Linked DNA regions of Homo sapiens: region 2 is linked to region 1. Evidence: chromatin loops called from intact Hi-C (ENCODE). Cell type or tissue: PC-3. All regions are shown on one strand. Links, peaks and the distances in the headings refer to the core of each region. The heading gives the core; the rest is flanking DNA.

Region 1 (7,473 bases), core at 2,474-7,473:
CACTCCAAGAGGAAGCTGTGATTATAAATCAAATGACTTATTCAACGGCTCCAAGCCTGTTAAGAGTGGCCTTGGTCCACGGAAACTTTCTGACACATAATCCAGGGCTTTTTTTTTTTTTTTTTAGACGGAGTTTCGCTCTTGTTGCCTGGGCTGGAGTGCGATGGCACGATCTCGGCTCACCGCAACCTTCGCCTCCCGGGGTTCAAGCGATTCTCCTGCCTCAGCCTCCTGAGTAGCTGGAATTAACAGGCATGCGCCACCACGCCCGGCTAATTTTGTATTTTCAGTAGAGACAGGGTTTCTCCATGTTGGTCAGGCTGGTCTCTAACTCAATCCAGGGCTCTTTTTAACCATACTATTTAAGCCCTGTTGCTGGAAGCCTGTGGTTATAACCTATGCTTAAAAAGAAATAGTGATGAGGATAAAGCAGGGTACCGAACTTGTCAAGAGAAAACACATAAATAAGAAAGAGCAGGCAGAGAGGAGGACAGGAAAAGGTTGTCTTTTTGAAAAAGGACAAAATGATACAAAAATTAGCCAGGCATGGTGGTGCATACCTGTAAGCCCAGCTACTTGGGAGGCTGAGGCAGGAGAATCACTTGAACCTGGGAGGCCGAGGTTGCAATGAGCTGAGATTGTGCCGTTGCACTCCAGCCTGAGTCACAAAAGCAAAACTCTGTCCCCCACCCCCCAAAAAAAAGAAAAGGAAAGAAAGAAAAGAAAAAGGACAAAATGTGTTGCCCTTCAGATTAAAAACCAGTTTAATCCAAGCTGTTCTTCCTCTGAGACTGCATCAGGCTTTCACAGACACTGAGAAAGTTTCCATCGGCCCACCCCCCCGGTTTCTAATTTGGGCACACAGGTGATGTCATGGTAAAATGAATATGTGAAAAGTGCTTTGGGCATCATATGGTCCATGAATAATTAAGGTGAGGATGATGGGATTCTTGTCTGTAGAAAGGAACCCCTTTTTTTCTGCTTCTCTTTCTACAGTCAGTTATTGAGATTAAACTCTAAGTGCAGTGTCTTAGTGCAATGAAAATTAGTTTACATCCTGGAGAGTGAGAATTTATAAGAGTATGTGTTATGGAGAAATAAGCAATTAGTGATTGAACATAATATACACCCTGCCAGTTATTGAGCAACCAAACTATAAGTCTTTGCTGGTTCCCAATTTGTTCAGAACTCTTTATTTATCCCACCTGATCAGTGCCTCCGACTTAGAATTGGGGGGTATTAATTTTGATCTGAAATTCAACCTGGGATGAACAATCTCGCGTCCTTTTGGTCACTCCCTGATTACCATCTCCTCCCATTATATCACACAAACGCAAGAGCCTAGAGCCCAGAATTGAGGAGAGTGATTACTGATAGATTGTACAAGGGCATTGGGAAAGCTGGAGGGTCTGGAAGACCAGCGTGTCCCATGTGCCTACCAAAATAAAATGCACCAGCTGGCACTGGGTTGATGAAAAAGGAAATAGGTTCATATTAATTCTTTTTTTAAATGTCTAGCATTGTCAAAGATACTATTTTACAGAATCATAAATATTCCAGAGCTCAAAATCAAGGGACCGTCTTAGCATTACAGGTAAGGTACAAGTAAAGACGTATGAACTTTGCTTGTACTTGCAGCAGAGCACAAAATACAAGTGTTCGTTACCCTGCAACTAAATCCAGTGAGTTGTAAATTCGAAGAGCAGGCAAATAATTCAAGATGCTTCTATGTCTGCAATGTCTGGAGGGATAGAACTAGGCCAAGAATGAGGTAAGAGTCAAACAAACACCTGATGTAATTGTCTGGATAAATTAGGAGAAAATATGGTAAAAATTACTTGACTAGTTTAGATAAGCATAATTCAGCATTGACATTTTCATTTAATCATTCCTATAGTATTTCATTTGATATGGACAGGGTCTAAAGAGACGTTAAAAGTCAACTAAAAATTAGAGAAATTTTAGTCATTTCAGAAAAGATTGATTTTGTATGCGTTCTGTATTGAAGAAGTGATTTGTTCAAAAGAATTCTGGATAGACGCATGAAAGATAGTTAAGAAAATAGATATTTGGGTTGATTAAATTCTATTTTGGGGGCCCTATAGGCACAACTGGGTGTACCTGAGTCACGCTGTAGAATCTGATTCCAGAAGCAACTGAGAACTGACTCACTGTGTTCTAGAGAATTTTCCCTGTGTCCTTTCTTGTCATCATTTCCTGTGTTCCTGACACCGTGAAATGGGGTTGGCTGCCGTCTCAATGTGTTCGCTTTTAGCTGGGTTAGCGGAAAAATCAACAGGAATAACTCCAGGTTCTAAAGTAGTGATTGTGAAGATAATACCCAAGGCACACCAAGAAGCACTATGGAAAATGTTATTGTATAATAGTAAGTGCAGAATGCAGGATTTAAGCTTGCATCTTCCTGCGTTCTTTTTTTTTTATTAGAGATGGGGCCTGGCTGTGTTGCCTAGGCAGGTCTCAAACTCCTGGCCTCGAGCTCCTCCCGCCTTGGCCTCCCAAAAGTGCTGAGATTACAGGCGTGAGCCACTGCACCCAGCCTCCCCTGTGTTCTTGATAAAATAAGAATGTGTATTTCCTATAGGCAAGAGGTAAATGAAAGTACAGGACGTGGAAACATTGTGTTTAGAAACTATCTACGATATTATGTCGTCTTTGTGATTAAGAAAATGAGCCAGGTGCAGTGGCTCACAGCTGTCATCCTAAAGCTTTGGGACCCTGAGGTAGGAGGATAGCTTGAGGAGTTCAAGACCAGCCTGGGCAACACAGTAAGACCCCCATCTCTACAAAAGAGTAAATTAATTAATTAATTACATTTAATAAAAGTTAGAAGATACATTGGAAAAATTAGGTTTATTGACTGTACCACATTCACAGATACAAATATATATCTCCTACAAATCAGTATTACCTGGAATTTCTCACTAATGTGATCAGGGAAGCAGGGAAATGAAAACTTGAGCATTCAATCAATAAATAGTTGATTGTGCGGTGGCTCGCGCCTGTAATCCCAGCACTTTGGGAGGCCGAGGCGGGTGGATCACCTGAGGTCAGGCGTTTGAAACCAGCCTGCTCAAAAATGGTGAAACCCCGTCTCTACTAAAAATACAAAAATTAGCCAGGCATGGTGGCAGGTGTCTGTAATTCCAGCTACTTGGGAGGCTGAGGCAGGAGAATCGCTTGAACCTGGGAGGCAGAGATTTCAGTGAGCCGAGATCGTGCCATTGCACTCCAGCCTGGGCAACGAGAGCGAAACTCCGTTTCAATAAATAAATAAAATAAAATAAAAAGTTGCTTGTCTACTACATACAGACAATGCTAGGAGCCAGAAACATGAGGAATACATGAGCTCGGCGCCAATGGAACATGCTTTCACACCGGGTGCAGCTAACCACCACATCATACAAAACTCGTCGCTGACGTTTTAGATGTATAATCTGATTGGCATGGACTCACAGAGGAGGGAGTAAGGGAAGAGTAAGAAGATTTCAAAGGAGAGGTAATTGTGTCATTTATTAGAAGTATGAGTGTGGGGTAAGAGATACGTGTGTATGCATGCGTGTGTGTGAACGGACTTCTTGTTTAGTACCATTTTGCTGCTGCTTTACCACCCCAATCTGTTCCTGGACACGGCGATGGACTCTGTATATGTTATCTCATTTTATTCTCACAATTGACCTCTGGTGGTAAAATTATTCTCATTTTTTACAGATTAAAAAAAAAGCCTCCTTTAAAGCATTTGTAAATCTGGACATAAGAGCCTCTCTCCTAAAATTCAAGACTGAGATGCTCTTCTCTCCTTCCTCTAAGCATCAGGGTTCTCTGTCTGCATCCTATGCGGACCAGGGCAAAATAAACTTGAAATTCACTATGTTAGCCTGTATGCAATTTTGGGTGATGATGGGCTATTGGTCGTTTTGTTGTTTTAAAAAAAGAAGTTAGCCTTTATTCATCCGAGTGCCACAGTCACTTTGTGCAGTAAGTTAGGTGGTGAGGTAAGCTTGCTAATTAATGGGCATTTTAAAGGACTTTACCCAGCAGCAGACAAAATTAAGCCCTGGAAAGAATTTAGCCCAGTAGCCAGTCATATGCCATGTCGTATAGCATACCCAGCCAATGGGGAGAGCGAGGTGTGGCTGTGGAAAAAGACAGGGTTAAGCAATTTTTTTAAAGCACTACATATTTATTGATAGAATATCTCTCCAGGCAGTATTCACATGCTTTAAACTGAAGCTCGTAGCTTGGCAGTGCAGTTTAAGCAAATAAACTCAGGCTGTTGAACACAATGATTAACAGGAAGCAGGGGAGGGGACATAGTTACTAGACTCTGGCCGGGACAAGAGGCTGAGGTTAAGGTCTTAGAGCCGATGACTTGCAGAATGGTCACCTCACCCACTTGTAATTTCATGGTGGGAACAGGTGGACCCCCTGGAATCAGAACCTCTCTGAGGACATCTGTTTTTGTGTAGACACAGGTTGCAGGTTAGCAGGAGAACAGGCAAGCCAAATGCAAAGGAGCCACTTCAGAAATGTGTCACAGAAAAGTGAAAATGCAACCTAGTGGTAAGTGAAGAGGGGAAGAAGAAAGAAAAAGGACCAGAACCGTGAACTGAAGGGACAGGGAACAGCCAGACGAGAGCTTCAGCCATCACGAGGATGATTTCGGAACCTGGAGAAAATGTAAGTTAAATATATCTACACTCTGATCCTATCTCAAGAGAGAGATATTTTACTCATTTCCTGGTTGTGAATGATGGGCTCTTGGAAGCACTGTCTTTTTAGCGCGTCTCTTATCTCTGCCCTGATTTTTGTATTTGTTTACAATACTGAGTTATGGGAGAATAAACGTTTTCTGAGGGCAGCTCTGTCCAATGCTTCACTGTTAGCAGAAGCCTGTCATCAGATTTTTGAGGGGAAAGTTTTTTACCCAACAGAAAATGCATTGAAAACTACCCTTGATGAAGCTACCTGCTATGAGTACATGGTTCGAAGCCACTATGTAACAGAAACACTCTCTGAAGAAGAGGCTGGGTTCCCTTTAGCTTACACAGTGACCATCCACAAAGACTTCGGCACTTTTGAGAGGCTCTTCAGGGCGATTTATATGCCCCAAAATGTCTACTGTGTGCACCTGGATCAGAAGGCGACGGATGCCTTTAAAGGTGCAGTGAAACAGTTACTCAGCTGCTTCCCAAATGCTTTTCTGGCTTCCAAGAAGGAGTCGGTTGTCTATGGGGGGATCTCCAGGCTCCAGGCTGACCTGAACTGCCTGGAAGACCTTGTGGCCTCTGAAGTTCCCTGGAAGTATGTCATCAACACCTGCGGGCAAGACTTTCCCCTGAAAACCAACAGGGAAATAGTTCAGTATCTGAAGGGATTTAAAGGGAAAAATATCACCCCCGGAGTGCTGCCTCCTGACCACGCTGTTGGACGGACTAAATACGTCCACCAAGAACTGTTAAACCACAAAAATTCCTACGTGATTAAAACAACAAAATTAAAAACTCCTCCTCCTCATGACATGGTGATTTACTTTGGCACGGCCTACGTGGCTCTCACAAGGGACTTTGCTAACTTCGTCCTCCAAGACCAGCTCGCACTTGACTTACTCTCCTGGTCCAAGGACACCTACAGCCCCGACGAACATTTCTGGGTGACACTCAACAGGATTCCCGGTATGTACGTCTCTTAACTTTTATTTTTACGAATAAACACTGCATGGTCAATACTAAATAAGTTGCTTTGAAAAGAGTGGAAAAAATGGGACAAACTTCTTTACGGTTTTAAATGTCAAATTAAAAAAAAAATTTCATCTGTAAAATGGTAAAATGGAGATGTGTTATATCACCCACTCTTGTGAACCGCTCTGTTCACAGGACAAAAGACCGAAGGAACACTGGCCATATAAATAAAAACGTGACCGAGCACAGTGGCTCAAGCCTGTAATCACAGCACTTTGGGAGGCGGAGGCAGGTGGATCACTTGAGGTCAGGAGTTTGAGAGCAGCCTGACCAACATGGTGAAAACCTGTATCTACTAAAAATACTAAAAAAATTAGCCAGGCGTGGTGGTGCATGCCTGCAATCCCAGCTACTGGAGAGGCTGAGGCAGGAGAATCGCTTGAACCCAAGGGGCGGAGGTTGCAATGAGCCAAGATTGTGCCACTGCACTCCAGCCTGGGTGACAGATCGAGACTCCATCTCTAAATAAATAAATAAATAAAATGTAAACCTTATTCTCCTTTAAGCGCAACGCATTTAAAATCAGGAATATGTATTATAAATAAAATTTGAATGACAATTTGAAGATTTCATAATATTTTTGTCTCTGTTGAAGCTCCCATCCTTTTGAAATGGGAGCAAGATACAACTTTCAAATTTTTTATTTGCAAGCTCTTTTCTGGTCTTGAATCAAAAATCTAAAGCATGGCCAGGCATGGTGGCTCACGCCTGTAATCCCAGCGCTTTGGAAGGCTGAGGCAGGAGGATCTCTTGAAGCCAGGAGTTTGAGACCAGCCTGGGCAACATAGTGAGACACTGTCTCTATTTTTTTTCAAGAAGTTAAAACAAACAAACAAACAAAAAAACCTTATTGCACCTTAAAGATTTCTAGGCTGAGCGCAGTGGCTCACACCTGTAATCCCAGCACTTTGGGAGGCTGAAGTGGGCGGATCACAAGGTCAGGAGTTCGAGACCAGCCTGGCCAACATGGTGAAACCCCGTCTCTACTAAAAATACCAAAAATTAGCCAGGCGTGGTGGCGCATGCCTGTAATCCCAGCTTCTCAGAAGGCTGAGGCAGTAGAATCGCTTGAACCCAGGAGGCGGAGGTTGCAGTGAGCCAAGATCACGTCATCGCACTCCAGCGGAGACTCTGTCTCAAAAAAAAAAAAAAAAAGATTTCTAGACTAGTACCTCCATTTTATAGATGAAGAAACTTCAATGTGATTACATGATGTGCTCAAATCCCACAGCTAGTAAGCAAATGCACCAATTATAAACCAGGTCTCCTAAGCCTGATGTTCTTTTTAGGTTGACTTTCAATAAGGTCTCAATTGTTGCTAAATCAATTCCATCTCTCCTTTGGTCCAAGTTCCAAATGATTTTTGAATAATCTCAAGTTGTTTATAGTGAACCAATTTAGTCCTGCTAGTTCAATTCAAAATAAGAATTCATATTTGCAGTTCAAAGGAAAAAGTAACTGGAACCTGTATGAAGATCACAGTCCTGGTTTCTTTGGATTGCTGGTTCAACCCTGGATGCACATTACGATCATCTGGGGCTTCTAAAAATAACTAAGCCAGGGCCTGTTTCCCTCCTTGGGGCAAGACCTAACTATTGATATTTGTACAGCTTCCAAGTGATTCTCATGTACAGCCAGGGGTGTAAACCATTGCAGGTGCTTGTTTTAGATATTGGCATACAAAGCTTCATAGGCTTAGAATTCTCTTTAAGTC
Region 2 (7,827 bases), core at 967-5,966, 270 kb after region 1:
CACACTGAAGGTACTCAAATTCTGAATTAAGTCACATTAAGTAATTAGTATGTCAATATTCCTAAATTAATGATGCATATTTTGGAGCTGGAAACTTTGAGGATGTGTTTTGTAATTTCAAGGCTTTATTTATAACAACTCTTCCCTTTTTTTTTTTTTTTTTTTTTGAGATGGAGTCTCGCTCTGTCACCCAGACTGGAGTGCAGTGGCACGATCTTGGCTCACTGCATCCGCCTCCTGGGTTCAAGCAATTCTCCTGCCTCAGCCTCCCGAGTAGCTGGGATTACAGGCACACGCCACCATGCCCAGCTAATTTTTGTATTTTTAATAGAGACAGGGTTTCACCATGTTGGTCAGGCCGGTCTCAAGCTCCTGACCTCGTGATCCGCCCACCTTGGCCTCTCAAAGTGCTAGGATTACAGGTATGAGCCACTGTGCCCGGCCAACTCTTCCCTTTTAAGATACTTTAAGATACCAGTTACTATCCTTCAAGAAGAGGGAAAACTTTAAAAATTAATAGCATTTATTTTTTCCTATTTACTTAAGGGAAGCAGTGATCATTGTAGAGAATGAGAAACGTATAGAGTTCTCAAGACAAAAATAAAAATTTAACACCCAGAGACAACCAAGACTAACATTTTTTATACTTTTCGGTATTTTTTTCTCATCATATAAAATATATTTTTCAAAAACAAAATCATATTATTTGTATAATAGTATTTTAGCATGAGATTTCTCCCAAATTATTTAAAAATTTTATTTTACAAATTCACTGTTAATGCTGGCAGTATATTCCAAATTAAAGATGCACATAACCTAAGTTTAGAAACATTATTTATTTATTTATTTATTTATTTATTTATTTATTTATTTATTTTTGAGACAGAGTCTCACTCTGTCACCCAGGCTGGAGTGCAGTGGCACGATCTTGGCTCATTGCAACCTCCGCCTCCTGGGTTCAAGCTATCCTTCTGCCTCAGCCTCCCGAGTAGCTGAGATTACAGGTGTGTGTCACCATGCCTAGCTAATTTTTTGTATTTTTAGTAGAGATGGGGTTCTGCCACGTTGGCCAGGCTGATCTCAAACTCCTGACCTCAAGTGATCCGCCTGCCTCGGAAAGTGCTGGGATTACAGGTGTGCGGCACTGCAGAGCCACCGCACATGGTTGGAAACATTTTGATTAACTTTCAATGTACAGTTTTCTATTGGAATTGAACATCTTTGAGCATAATTTCTGATTGTCTTCAAGGCTCTTTTTATATACTACAAAATTACTTTCTCTTACTAAGAGAGATAAATGAAAAACGGTATCTCATTTCTACTTGCATTTTATAATAGTAAACAAAGACTGAACATTTAAAAAATATTTTTTGTAATCTGTATTTCTTTTCCTGTGTTTCTTTTTCATGTCCCATTACTACTTTTCTTTTTAAAATACATTTGAAAAACTTATTATGTCTTTATTATGAAGGTAATGAATGTTTAGAAAAATTAGAAAATATGGGCCAGGTGTGGTGGCTCACGCCTATATTATTTCAGCACTTTGGGAGGCCAAGGCAGGAGAACTGCACGAGACCAGGGGTTTGAGACCAGTCAGGACAACATAGTAAGACCCCATCTTTAAAGAAACAAAACTTTCAAAAAATTTTAAAAAAGAAAAATTAGAAAATACACTTAAACGGCTGGGCACAGTGGTTCATGCCTGTAATCCCAGCACTTTGGGAGGCCAAGGCAGGCAGATCACCTGAGGTCAGGAGATCAACAGCAGCCTGGCCAACATGGTAAAACTCCGTCTCTGGCCAGGCACAGTGGCACATTCCTGTAATCCCAGAACTTAGGGAGGCCGAGGTGGGTGGATCACCTAAGGTCAGGAGTTCAAGATCAGCCTGACCAACAAGGTGAAACCCCATCTCTACTAAAAATACAAAAATTAGCCAGGTGTGGTGGCAGGCACCTGTAGTCCCAGCTACTAGGGAGGCTGAGACAGAAGAATTGCTTGTATCTGGGAGGCGGAGGGTGTAGTGAACCGAGATCACGCTACTGCACTCCAGCCTGGGCGATGGAGCGAGACTCCGTTTCAAAAACAAAAACAAAAACAAAAAAAAACTAAACAAAAAAACCCCTCTGGTCTCTACAAAAATACAAAAATAAGCCAAGCGTGGTGGCGGGCACCTGCAATCCCAGCAACTCGGGAGGCTGAGGCAGGAGAATCGCCTGAACCCAGGAGGCGGAGGTTGCAGTGAGTGGAGATCATGCCACTACACTCCAGCCTGGGCAACAGAAACTCCATCTCAAAAAAAAAAGAAAATACACATACACATTTCAGTATTTTTCTTGTGTTTCTGTAGGAGTATTATATTAAGAATTAAAAATAATTTTCTCTGTCTTATCTTTCCATTTTAAGATTTTTACATAGAGAAAAATTTTACTTTTTATGTAATCAAATTGTTTGAATCTTCCTTTTGTGGTTTCTTCTATTATTTTTATACCCGTGTTTTTTCACCTTGAGATCAAATACACATGTATGCTTTCCTTTTGTTTCTAACAGTTTAGGGTGCTTTTTTTTTTACACTTTGAAAATGTAATCCTGGTCGGGCGCGGTGGCTCACACCTGTAATCCCAGCACTTTGGGAGGCCAAGGAGGGCAGATCACCTGAGGTTGGGAGGTCGAGACCAGCCTCACCAACATGGAGAAACCCTGTCTCTACTAAAAATACAAAATTAGCCAGGCGTGGTGGCTCATGCCTGTAATCTCAGCTACTCGGGAGGCTGAGGGTGGGAGAATCACTTGAACCCAGGAGGCAGAGGTTGCGGTGAGCCGAGATCATGCCATTGCACTCCAGCCTGGGCAACAAGAGTGAAACTCCATCTCAACAACAACAACAAAATGTAACCCTTCTGTGAGTTGTAAAGTATGGTGAGCAGTAAGGACCTCAATTTATTTTTTTCCCTAAGAGCTAATGAATTTTCCCAGTATCACCCACTGAGCCGTCCTCCCCTCTTTGTGATGCCACGTTTGTTTACCTTGTGCTGACTCATATGTTCTGCAACATTCAGCTATTTGTCAATTCTTATGCCAGTACTTCCACTGTTACCATCATCAATTTAAAGATTACTTTAATATCTGATGGGGCAAGCTGTCCATCCCTATCACCGCTCTCTAATTCCTTATTCTTGTTTTAACATATCTTGACTATCCTTTCCCATTTGTTCTTCCAGATGACATTTAGAAAACATTTTCTCAAGATTAATTTTAAAAAAAGCAAAATAAATTTTTGTAATTTTCACATGGAATTTATATTTAAATGATGAGAATACAATAAAGTTTATTATTGCCTTTTTATTGAAGCCTTGCAGACAAAAACACTGGGTTTAAAGGCCCTAGACTTGGAATACATCTGTAGATATGTCAGGTGTAGTCACAAAGGAACAAAGCCTGGGTGCCACAATGCTGCCCTCTTGTGGCAGCCAGAGGCTGCACACTCCAGTCCCAGCAAGGGATGATACTGTTGTATAAAGTGAACCAGAATCCCACCCCTAAACTGTAAAGGCAGCATAGGAAAGTCTACTATGTGGAATGATTCATGAGATGCCTTTTTGCTTCCATGACAGATTCCTTCATAACTAGTCTGTCGCAGGTCTGAATTTTTATCATTGCAGATTGATTCCTTGTTGCAACCTCAGGGTTCTTCATTTGAACCACAAAACTCAGAAAATCATTGGTGTGGCTATTTCTGCATTTCTCCCAATGATATTATATGCCTAGAAATTAATTTATTACATACGCTGGATGCCTAGGACTTTGTGTTTAATTCTCTTAGTAAAATCCTGGTTGAGAATAGACCTGCCTTTGTAAATGAAAACATCCCTGATATTACAAAACCTAAACATTTTTAAAGGTCTAACAGGAAGACTCCTCTTACCTGGCTTGCTGTCGGTCGTTTCTTTGGATCCCAATTCAACATTTCGGTCATGAGCTGAATAGCTTCATTACTGGCATTGGGAATAAGAGTTTTTAAGTTTATAGGAACACACTGGGGAAAACGGAAGTTCATAGAGGATGCCAGCTGGTATCCTTCTGGCCAGTCACTCTGTTTCAGGAATATATAAGTGCAGGTGGGGAGGGCAAAACAAATTGTTTTTAGTAATCCATTTAAAAAACACAGCAGTAATATAAACATCATTTATGTTTGAACATTTTCATGTTGATCCATATAAACATGAAAATGAAATACCAGACCACGTCTATAATTTAGTGCTACGACAGTATAGAAAGAACATTAAGCTGAGAGTTAGGAAACAATGCGAAAAGCACTTTTATAGCTTTTTTTTGTTTGTTTTTTTGTGTTTTTTTTGAGACAGGATCTGGCTCTGTTATCCAGGTTGGAGTGCAGTGGAGCAATCATGGCTCACTACAGCCTCACCCTCCCGGGCTCAAAAGATCCTCCTACCTCAGACTCCTGAGTAGCTGGGACTACAGGTGCGCACCATCACACCTGGCTAATTTTTTTTTGTGGAGACGGGGTTTCACTATGTTGCCCAGGCTGGTCTTGAACTCCTGGGCTCAAGTGATCCTCCTGCCTGGGCTTCCCAAAGTGCTGGGACTACAGGCATGAGCCACCATGCCCGCCTTTATAAATTTTGCAATATTAAGCTCTTGTCTGGTTTTAGATCCTGATGGTGATGTTGCTGTGATGATACCTGGGTTAACTCTGAACAAATAAGGAAAAGTGCTTTACAAAGAGGCTGACTGTGAACAAAGATCCTTGTCGTGTATATTACCCATTGCATACAATGTTAAAAATGCACATATCTGGGAAATGACAATTACATTAAAGCTTTAATATCTACATTTACTTGTGTAATGTTAACTACAAGGCACTTACTAATTTAATTAGGATGTCATTATATACACACTTATAAAGCACATTTCAGAAAGAAAGGTGTAGATGAAATATAGTTAATTGAAAAGCACTCAGTTCAAGAAGTCAAATATCCACAGGGGAGATATAAAAAAGGAAACAAGAAACGGTTAAGAAAAAACAAGGTTCAAGACACCAGGGGTTAACAGGTGATGCCAATGGCCAGCCACAGAATGAGCAGGAAAGAGCTCAAGCAAGGCTGTCTGTACAGTGTCAGCTGGGCATCACCCCCAAGTTACACTCTAAACACACAGAATTTTTCCTGAAGTTCTTAAGGAAAGGCAAGCACCTGTTTTTCTTCAGCTGGTGGGATTCTGGCTTCTTGCAATCCTTAACCCACTCCGATTAAAAAAATAAGGATTACAGCCGGGCGTGGTGGCTCACACCAAGTAATCCCAGCACTTTGGGAGGCTGAGGTGGGCAGATCGCAGATCGCTTGAGCTCAAGAGTTCAAGACCAGCCTGGCCAACATGGTGAAATCTCCTCTCTACTAACAATAGAAAAATTGACCAGGCGTGGTGGTGCACACCTGTAATCCCAGCTACTTGGGAGGCTGAGGCATGAGAATTGCTTAAACCTGGGAGGTGGAGGTTGCAGTGAGCTGAGATTGAGCCACTGCACTCCAACCTGGGCAACAGAGCAAGACTCCATCTCAAAAAAAAAAAAAGAATTATAAGAAAATTAATCATTAAAGTATGAGCCTATTTCAAAATGAAAATATCAGATATCTAGGCAAAAGTTGTAAATAATCAAAATTATAAAATTAAAAGCAAAGTAGCAAGATAGAAATAATCAAAAGTTATAGCAACTTAGGGACAAGAGTACTTACTTTTTTGGGAGTCCCTAAAACTTGGCAAATTTTAAAGATTTCATCGACCTCACTTGTCCCTGGGAAAAGTGGCCTTAACATATAGAGTTCAGCCATGATACTTCCAACAGCCCACACATCAATGGGAGAACTATAAACTGAAGATCTCAGTAAAACTTCAGGGGCACGATACCTATGAAAATAGAGAACAAAAGAGGTAATTTTGATTGCAATTTCAAAGGTGGATGGGCAGTAGCATTCTACGCTGTGTGGTCATGCATTTCCATCAAGGAACAGGTATTCAGACCCTGTTCCATCTGTGTGTCAGGCATTTGTACAATGTTCTGGGGATAATAGGACACAACACATGTTCCCTGATCACAGACAATGAGTGGGGCTGGAGACAAATGTCTATGAAATGTCCATCAAGCCTAAGACAGGAACTCAACTGAATAGATATGGAAATAAGTGCCATCTGATATATTAAGAAAAAAAGTAGAAAAACTATGTTACAAAGCATTATATTCAGCATCTATTCACAAGGAAGCACAGAAAACAAAAGATGAACAGGATTATATCCTGAGTAGTGGAGTTTTTTTTTATCAGTTTGAAAGTACTGATATCCTCAACTGACTCCTCTTCTGTAGTCAACTATATTTATTGAGTGGAGTTTTGCTCTTGTTGCCCAGGCTGGAGTGCAATGGCGCGGTCCCGGCTCACTGCAACCTCCGCCTCTTGGGTTCAAGTGATTATCCTGCCTCAGCCTCCCGAGCAGCGGGGATTACAGGGGCACACCACCATGCCCAGCTAATTTTTGTATTTTTAGTAGAGACGGGGTTTCCCCATGTTGGCCAGGCTGGTCTCGAACTCCTGACCTCAGGTGATCAGCCTGCCTTAGCCTCCCGAAGTGCTGAGATTACAGGCATGAGCCACTGCACCCAGCCTAACAATATTTTTAATTGAGAAAAATACTCAATTTACAAGAGCAAAGTGAGCTGGTGAGTCCAACACAAAGTCTGCTAAATGGAAGACACTCTCAATTCTCTTTTTTTCCAACCAAAATGTGTAAATATTTCAGTCCAAATGTTTGGCATACTGTCTTTTTGCTTTCATTGAGAATACTGCAAGCCCTCAAATAAACTAGTTTTGTTCACTGTTGTTTTTGCTCAATGTTGTTTCATTGTAATGTTGATGAGAAAGAAAAAAAAAGAAAGGCATTTCTGGCTGGGCCAATGTGTGGGGTTTGCACATTCTCCCCAAGTCTACAAGTTTTCTCCAGGACTCCAGCTTCCTCCCATATCCTAGATATGTGCATGTCAGGTGAACTGGGGTGCCTGTGTGGCCCCAGGATGAGTGTGTGCATGTGTGTGTCGGGGGGGGGGTGGGGAGGGGGCGTGCTGCCATGGGAGGCTGTCCCGTCCATGGTTGGTGCTCACCTTGCACCCCCAGCTTCCAGGACACGCTGTTGCCACCTGTGACCCTGAACTAGAATAACTTGGCGAATAATTATCTTCCTTGTTTTTATTAATGTTTCTCAAATGTATGTATAGCTTACATGTATTTCAATGTTCAATATTAGTGTTTTGGTCACTATTTAGAAGTTTGGTGGCCAGGCACAGTGGCTCACACCTGTAATTGCAGCACTTTGGGAGACCAAGGCGGGTGAATCATGAGGTCAGGAGTTCGAGACCGGCCTGGCCAACATGGTGAAACCCCGTCTCTACTAAAAATACAAAAACTTAGCTGGGTGTAGTGGTGGGCGTCTGTAAGCTCAGCTACTCGAGAGGCTGAGGCAGGAGAATCACTTGAATCCGGGAGGCAGAGGTTGCAGTGAGCCGAGATCGTGCCACTGCACTACAGCCTGGGTGACAGGAAAAAAAAAAAAAAAAGAAGTTTGGTGATGTTTTTGTGACCAGAAACGTGCCATAAAATTGTTTACTTTAATTAGCCTATGGTCGAATTGGTTTCATCATATGTTGTTTCACTTAAAGTGAAACTTTCCAAGAACCTACTGATGATGTTAAGTGAGAACTTACTATACTTTGACGAATATTTTTACAAGCTTTATTGATATATAATTCACATAATATACAGTTG

Evidence for each region. Hi-C counts contacts between places; a loop is a spot of excess contacts. Peaks named below come from ENCODE experiments on the same cell type or tissue, not always from the same donor. Only the 100,000 strongest peaks of a DNase experiment are listed, where the experiment ranks them.
Region 2: it touches region 1 in a loop (9-fold over the local background); 35 of 110 quality-filtered maps call a loop at or near these places.

Annotation. Positions count from the first base shown.
Region 1 is chr6:10,524,144-10,531,616 of GRCh38, forward strand. It overlaps GCNT2 (glucosaminyl (N-acetyl) transferase 2 (I blood group)), which reads left to right. Exons shown (of 5, transcript NM_145649.5): 2 at 3,331-3,517; 3 at 4,488-5,693. The coding sequence starts at 4,769. Among named protein-coding and RNA genes, the nearest start is that of GCNT2, 6.5 kb to the left of the region's middle. In PC-3, for the core only: a CTCF peak has its summit at 4,571; a DNase peak (open chromatin) is centred at 4,248; H3K4me3 peaks cover 4,120 bases; H3K27ac peaks cover 2,254 bases.
Region 2 is chr6:10,797,969-10,805,795 of GRCh38, forward strand. It overlaps MAK (male germ cell associated kinase), which reads right to left. Exons shown (of 15, transcript NM_001242957.3): 7 at 5,752-5,923; 8 at 3,924-4,091. Among named protein-coding and RNA genes, the nearest start is that of MAK, 37 kb to the right of the region's middle. In PC-3, for the core only: a CTCF peak has its summit at 3,454 (motif pointing left); DNase peaks (open chromatin) are centred at 3,023 and 3,453.